Linked DNA regions of Mus musculus: region 2 is linked to region 1. Evidence: chromatin contacts called from ENCODE Hi-C or POLR2A ChIA-PET data. All regions are on one chromosome and are shown on one strand. The core of a region is the stretch at or near the end of the contact, and the rest is flanking DNA. Distances in the headings are between cores, read along the strand shown.

Region 1 (4,120 bases), core at 1,141-3,640:
CAACAAGATAGATAAACCCTTAGCCAGACTAACCAGAGGGCACAGAGATAGTATCCAAATTAATAAAATCAAAAATGAAAAGAGAGACATAACAACAAAATATATCTTAAAATAATTATTCTGCTTGTTAAATATTAACAGTTGAAAATATTAAAATCATATTCTACCAAAAAAAAAAAGTGAACCACAGGATAAAGTCTAAACTAGGCTGTTTTTGAAGCTTCCTTTGTCAATGCATTTAATATAAATCTCTTTACCTTAGCCTCAGGCAGACTCTTGAGACAAGGGCAAAAAAGAAGTCATATTCTTCACCAAAATATCACAAGAGCAAATTCTAGATAACATAGGAAAGTTCTTTCCCTTTGAAAGCTCTTGAGACAGGCAGGCCACCAGAATTCAATTCACCCTCAGCACTGATGTCGTCCATATTTCTGCTAGGATGGCCCATTAAGCTCCACTTAAAGTACTCCGCAGGTTTACAAACCCAAAGATCCAAAATTTGAATTCATCCAAACAAAAGTATGGTTAGGCCTATCACAGCAATACCCTAGTCCCTGGTACCAACTTCTCTCTTAATCAGGGTCTTGTTGCTGTGAAGAGACACCATAACCAAAGCAATTTGTATAAAATGAAACATTTAACTGGGGCTGACTTACAGTTTCAGAGATCCAGTCCATTATCATCATGGCAGAAAGCATGGCAGCCTGCAGGCAGACAGGGCGCTAGAGGAGCTGAGAGTTCTAAACCTTGATCCAATTGCAACCAGGAGACTTTCTTCCACAGGCAGCTAAGAAAAGGCTCTCTACACTGGGTGAAGCTTGAGCTGTAGCAGACCGTAAAGCCTACCCTCTTAGTCACACTCTTCCTCTAACAAGGCCACACCTCTTCCGATGAGGCTCTAACCTCCTAATAGTGCCACTTCCCACGGGCCAAGCATATTCAAACCATCACAGGCTCCTAGTCTAGCAATAATTCAAAATGTAATTATTCTCATTTCAAAGATCTCCATATTATATCACAGTCCCAACACTGTTTAAATGTCTAAAGTTTCGTCGAATACTAAGGGCAATCTCTTGACTTTGACATCATATAAACTCAAAATATACAAATTCTATAAATCAAAATAAACAAAAAGTATAACTTCTCAACATGCATGGGCTCAGAATACACTTTTCCTTTACAAAGAAGGAAAGATTGGACCAAGGCAACCCTGTGGGGCATAAATCAAATCATATAGGCAATGAGAATAAGAGCATTTTTGTGACATCTGAACAGAAAGAGAGAGCAAGATTAGAAGGAGAATACAGAGTGGAACAACTTAGAAACCATAGATAACATAAAAAAAAAAAAAAACAACTATGAGAGCAATGTACAGAATGCAGAGGGAAGAGAAAAAAAAAAGAGCTGCAGAGAGCAGAAGGAGCAGGCAGACTTCTCCTTACTATGGGACAGAACAGGTCTTTTCTAACTAACAAGGAAGGTTTGGTCTTAGTAAATAAAGAGAACAAAGCTTTACTCCTCTACACTAACTCCTCTAGAGGGGTTACAGGCTTCCTTAAAATAACCTTCCCTAACTTGTCTAAGAAGAAATTAAACAATTGGAGGCCTGCAAACTCAGGTTTAAGTGTGTATCTTTTCTCTGATTGCTCGCTATTATCCCTTGTTTCCCTCCCCACCCAGTTCTCTCAGAGAACCGGGAAAACCTGCCTGCACAGTACTTCCTGGGAAAGAATAGAGATCAACAGAACATGAGAGAAAATTTAGAAAGAAAAGAAAAAAAAACACACAACTAAAATAGAGTAAATGTTGATGAAAGAGGCCAGGAAACCCAGTGAGCCTGGCCTTACTAACACACGTTACTGGACGGTCAAGGCATCTACAAGTCTGTGTCGATGGCAAACACTTTGCATCTGCACAGAATTAACTGCGGACGGATCATACATCAGAACCTCAGGTGCCAAGTGCAGAACTTGTAGAAGACACCGGAGAAACTAGGGTTCTCCATGTCAGCACATCTGCCTTCCCTGGACACAGGAAAAGCAGCTGAGGCGCTCACTGCATGGTGACGTCAGCAACAAGGATGTTTTCACTCCAGGACCCGCGCCCCACACTCTGCGCAGGCGCAGCCCGGGATCGAAGTCAGACGTCCGGCTTCCGCTCCGGAGGTGCAGGGACCTCAGGTGAACAAACGCAATCACGCCGGGCGGCGAGTCTGACCGCCGGTTCCCGCACCCCGGGAGGAACCCCACACAGTCTCCCAAGGCTCCTCCCCGCGTGGGGACGGCGGCCCCGCTCACCATGGCGTGGAGACCGAGCTCGCCCCGCTCTCCTCACAGCTCCCGGCAGCGGGTGGCAGACCAGGACACGGAACCACAAGAGCCTCCCTCAGACCCGAGCCCGAACCTTTAGTATTAGGGAACGGAAGTGCTCTCCCCATTCTGGCTAGCGGATCCATGCGGCCGTGATTGGCTAGTAAGGAATGAGTGACAGCTCCCCTAGTCACCGAGGGCTGTGAAGTATCACAGCACAGTGGTTCCCAGTCCTGGTGTCCGCTCAGGCACAGAACTGTCTCAGACGCGGAGAGACAGGCATTGCCATAGAACTTGCGCCTGTTAGCGTACAGGCAGGTCCACAAGCCTACTCTCGGGGACCTAGCAGAGACTTCTGTCATCAGATGCCATCACCTGCCGATGCCATCAGGCGCGCCCGGTCTGTTTCAGGATGAATGTATCCACCCACCAGCCACCGGAGCTCTCTCCCTACTCGGCAGGCCGTCTCTCTGTTCCCGGTGTGCGCTCCTTTCTCTCTCTGCCTGTCATATGCCCACTTCTCTGCCTCTGTCCCTTCGCCAGGACCTCAGTCCCCCAACCCCCACCCCCCAATAAAGCTTTTTTACACCAGATGCATGGCGTAATTTCTCAGGACACACTTCAGCTCGATCTGCCAAAGCTACTTCACCTCACTCCATTATGTTTCCTAACAGCAGGACTGCACAGTCGTCCCTGCTCTGCTGCACTCAGGAGGCTCCTTAATCTAGGCACAAGGTCTCTAGCATACACAGATCACTAAACAACCTCAAGTGGAGTGATCCACCTGCCTCACAGCCAAAAGAGCATCCAGACTATCCAGGTCAAATTTAAACCTCCTGGTTGATATTCACCAGGCATCATCCATTTTTAAAAAGACTCATCTAAATTGCTCACACTTCTTTCAGCTAAACACTGGTAGCCAAAACACTAACACATTCCCAGCCTTTAGTGGTTGCACTGGCTCATTATGCCAGCACTTGGGAAGTGGAGTCAGGACATCAAAAGTTTAAGCCTAGTAATTCCAGGACAGCCAGGGAGGATACACAAAGAAATCCTGTCTCCAAAAAAAAAAAGTTTAAACCAGCTTGGTCTATGAACCCAAACACCAACTATTCTGGCCCCCAAAGGGGAGGTGACCAGGGTGTGATCAAGTGACCATAGGTGTGTGGGTTCATTTCTGGGTCTTCAATTCTGTTCCATTGATCTACCTGCCGGTCTCTATACCAATACCATGCAGTTTTTATCACTATTGCTCTGTAATACAGCTTGAGGTCAGGGATAGTGAATTCCCCCAGAATTTCTTTTATCATTGAGAATAGTTTTCATTATCCTGTTTCGTTTTGTTTTACTTTTTTTGTTATTCCAGATGAATTTGCAAATTGCTCTTTCTAACTGTGTGAAGAATTGAGTTGGAATTTTGATGGGGATTACATTGACTCGGTAGATTGTATGGGGCAAGGTGGCCATTTTTACTATATTAATCCTGCCAATCCATGAGCATGGGAGATCATTCCATCTTCTGAGATCTTCCATTTCTTTCTTCAGGGACTCGAAGTTCTTGTCATACAGATCTTTCATTTGCTTGGTTAGAGTCACACTAAGGTATGTAATAGTACCGTGACTATTGTGAAGGGTGTCATTTCCCTAATTTCTTTCTCAGCCTGTTTATCATTTGAGTACAGGAAGGCTACTGATTTGTTTGAGTTCCTTTTATATCCAGCCACCTTGCTGGAGTTGTTTATCAGCTGTAGGAGTTCTCTGGTAGAATTTTTGGGGTCACTTAAGTGTAATATCATTATCATCTGCAAATA
Region 2 (4,120 bases), core at 457-2,956, 160 kb after region 1:
CCAGCAGTGTCCCATGTAAAATGCATGTCAAGCTGAGGTCATGGCTCAGGGTAGAGCTGTTGCCAGTGTGGTTGAGGTCCTGGGCTCCAACCCCAGCAAACATCCATCAAACGAGAGAGAAAGAGAGAGCGCACTCGCGAGCACAATCGATCTAGCAACCTGGAGGAAAAGGCAGAAGAAAAGAAACTCAAAACAGACAGGAGAAAACTCAGTCACGAACTTCTGGCCACTGAGGTTTGGTGACAAACATCTGTAACTCAGCACCGGGAGGCAGAGGCGGGAGGATAATGACTATGAGGCCACTCTGGCCTGACTGAGACAGAGATGAGACAACAAGGGTTTTCTCAAGCAGAAACCTGACAGAGCTGAGGGAACAGGCTCACTTGAGCCCAGGAGTTCAAGGCAAATATAAAACCTTCAACACACAAAGGTATCCTGTCATCCCAGCGCCTGAGAGGCAGGAAGATGGAAAATTCTGGGCCAGCCTGGACTACGAGCAAAACTTGGCCTCAAAAAACCCCCCAAAAGTTCCAGAGGGACATTACACTATAGGATGTCTGAAAGGAGCGCCTGCCTGCCTGGGGTAGGGTTCTCAATGTTTATACAACGGAGGCCAGGATGCCCACCCTACAGAACTCCTGAATGTCAACACAACCAGAAAGGAGAATTTCAGTTCAGAGTCATGATCGGATCGATTAAACACTAAACCCAAACCACCAAGTACCTATAGGAATCTATAGTATGGTACAGCCAACAAAAACGTATCTTTCAAAGAAGCATACATATGTTTTAGAAATAGGGACACAAACCTGACACATTTTGTAAACTGCAGAAGCCTGGAAAATTACTTTTCACTGTCTCTTTTCAACTTGCCACAGTGTCTACCAAGAGATTTTTCTTTCATTTTTGAGACAGGGTCTCCTTATGTTACGTAACCCTGGCTGGCCTCAAACTCAGAGATCTGCTTACCTGACTGCCTCAAGTGTGCAGGGATTAATGATGTATAACACCCAGTGAGCGAGAATGTTTGTTTTTGGTTTTTTAGGTTTTTTTTTTTTCAATCCGTCTTACAGACACCGGAGAGGGAAAAGAAGAATGGGACACTGATTATTTTTTAAGCCCTGTGTGGACTTGGTTTTTTTGGATATCAACCTAGACAAACATTTTCTGTGGCCTGAGGCTATGTGGTGAGAGTCTCGGAAGCATAGCCTGGAGACTTTGGGGGGGGGGGGGCTTGCCTTCCATGCTGCGATCCCAGGAATCGAACTTACGTTGTAAAGCCTGGCGGCAAGCCCCTCTCAATGAAGCCCTTTCGCCGGCCCTCCAGAGCTTTCTGAAAGCCGCCTAGACGCGCACACCCGGTGTCCCTCTTCAAAGCACGGGGACCCGGTCTCCCCTTCCCCGCTAGCCCAAGGGAAGCCAGCTCGGCTCGTCTGCGGTCCCCAAAGGCAGGCCCGAGACCAGATCGCCTGGCCTCGCCTCACCTGGCTCGCCTTGTAGAACTGCTTCTTCAGCCCCGCCACCGACATGCCGCCTGCCGCCGTCAGGCCTCCCGCTCGAACTCCGGTTTCCGCCGGCGCCGCCGAACCGACTTCTTTCCTCCGCGCGCAGGTCGGCGCCGCCACCGCCAAATCAGCTTGCCAGCTCTGCGCCCCCGCCCCGAAGCCACCTCGGCCGGCTAGCGCGCACGCGCGGCCGGGATATTACATGGCAACCGCACACTTCCGGTGACGCCCCCATATCGCCTCACCCCACCCTACAACGGCATCTGCGCGCGCTCCGCCTCTCTGCGCGTGCGCGCCCCCTGGAGGACAGAAAGAGCATTGCCGGGGGAGGAACGGCGGAAACCCTCCCACACCAACGAGATGAGGGGGCGCCTAGAGAGGCCAGAAATCTGTGTACGTGCGCGTGTACGCATGATGCAGCTCCCTCTAGAGTCCAGGAGTAGATATAAAGCCAAAAGTCAGTTTTAATTAATTAATATTTTATTTGTGCGTGGAGAAAGCGGAGCGGAATTTGCCAGCGAGAGTGTAATAAAGACAAAGCGAGGTAAAATGGAATATCTTAGGGGCTAGAGGAACGGTTGGTTCTCCAGGTAAAAGTGCTTGCTGCCCTGGCTGACATCGGGAGTTCAGTTCCTCGCATCCACATCAGGCTGCTTGCTCATAGCTAGCTGTCTGTAACTCCAGCTCCGGGTCACAGCCCTTTCCTGGCCTCCTTCAACTGCTCTCAAGTACACCGGGTCACATATATACCCATAACTTAAAAATTAATATGAGGTATGCCAGTGGTGATGCATGTACGCCTTTAATCCCGGCAGAGGCCCAAATGCTAACACGCCACCAGCCTTCTCTCTGGGGTCCTTCCTTCAGTGTCTCCCTTCTAATAAATCGCTGAGGATACAACTAGAAAAGAGAGTCCTTTATTTCCTTCTTCATAACTTTATTTCAGAGCAGATATTGCATAACCCAGGCTAAGCCTCAAACTTACTGTATAACCAAGGATGACCTTGAACTCCTGTCCAAGCTCCTCCACGTCCCAAGTGCTAAATCACAGGTGTGCACCAATGAGCCCCACTAGAAACATATTTTCAAAATAGTTCGCTCAGACTGTAGCTATCTCCTATTTCGAGTTCCATTGGTTCATTCCTGTCATGTACCAGCTATAGGACATCATTGCTTTTTTGCGCATTAGCCCTGCAGTGAGCTTCCTCTCATCATTAAGACAGAAAGAGGACTCTAATTGAATGATATCTGTGATGGCTTGTATATGCTCAGACCAGGGAGTGGCACTATTAGAAGTTGTGCCCCTGCTGGAGTAGGTGTGTCACTGTGGGTGTGAGCTTTAAGACCCTCATCCTAGCTGCCTGGAAGCCAGTATTCTGCTAGCAGCCCTCAGATGAAGATGTAGAACTCTCAGCTCCACCTTCACCATGTCTGCCTGGATATTGCTATGTTCCCGCCTGGATGATAATGAACTGAATCTCTGAACCTGTAAGCCAGTCCCAATTAAACATTGTTTTTTTTTTTTTAGATTTATTTTATTATTATATCTAAGTACACTGTAGCTGTCTTCAGACACACCAGAAGAGGGCATCAGATCTTATTAAGGATGGTTGTGAGCTACCATGTGGTTGCTGGGATTTGAACTCATGACCTTTGGAAGAGCAATCAGTGCTCTTACCCGCTGAGCCATCTCTCCAGCCCCCTAAACGTTGTTCTTATAAGAGTTGCCTTGGTCATGATGTCTGTTCACATTAGTAAAACCCTAACTAAGACAATATCTCTTCAATGAAGTCTCCCCAGGTTGACATATGTACCTTAACCCTTCTATCAACTGTTACAAATTTCAAAAACTATATAGAATATGCCAGGTGTGGCAATGCACACACCTTTAACCCAAGCCCCTGAGAAGCAGAGCAGATGGGTCTCCGAGTTTGCGGCCAGTCTGGACTACATAACCAGTTACAGACCAGGCAAGCATGACCTGGAGATTAATAATGAATGGAGGTAATGAGTAAATAAATCCTAAAGCAGACACAGGAAAATGGCTAGGGTTGAAATTGGTGAAAAGTTGGGGTGGTTTCATGAACCCAGAGATTACTGGAAGGTTCCAAATGACTCAAAGGGTTGTACTGCAGTAGATCAAAAAATATGTATGTGCCATCTTTACTGCTCCTGAATCCAGGAGTCTTTATAAAAAGTTTGGAGTATGAGTAGTTTCTGTTTCTTTTGTTTTTTTGAGACAGGGTAACATAAACCGGCCTCTCCTCTCTTAGTGCTGCAATAACAGGCCTGGGACACCATGTCTCCTTTCCGAAACAGAACTGGATGCCAGCCAGGGTTTCCTGGCACGCCCACCGCCCACCAGCAACTCACAAGACTCCCTCAAGGGTGCTCTTTATTTTATATGTTTTGAGATGGTGGAGGCTGGCTTCAAACTTGGTACTTAGCTCACCGTGGCCTTTAACTCCTAATCTTTCTGCCTTCACCTCCCAAATACAGGGCTGACAGGTCCTTGACAGCAGGATTGGCTCCACGAGACCCACACAATTCAATCAAATTATATTCTTCAGCAAGTCAGAGATTTGATGAGGTCCGTGACACTAGAGCACTCCTTA

What was found. A loop is a pair of places that touch in the nucleus more often than their neighbours do. ChIA-PET counts read pairs that join two places held with the same protein, here RNA polymerase II (POLR2A).
Region 2: a map of adrenal gland shows a loop between it and region 1 (6-fold over the local background). The contact joins the promoter of Sh3gl1 here to the promoter of Zfp119a in region 1. A Hi-C loop is called at or near these places in 1 of 37 maps with a recorded cell type or tissue (adrenal gland). POLR2A ChIA-PET finds 5 or more read pairs at or near these places in 1 of 5 experiments (Patski).

The regions. Positions count from the first base shown.
Region 1 is chr17:55,876,563-55,880,682 of GRCm38, forward strand. It overlaps Zfp119a (zinc finger protein 119a), which reads right to left and starts at 2,391. Exons shown (of 4, transcript NM_144546.6): 1 at 2,298-2,391. The coding sequence starts at 2,300.
Region 2 is chr17:56,034,931-56,039,050 of GRCm38, forward strand. Sh3gl1 (SH3-domain GRB2-like 1) reads right to left here and starts at 1,707. Exons shown (of 10, transcript NM_013664.3): 1 at 1,485-1,707. The coding sequence starts at 1,529.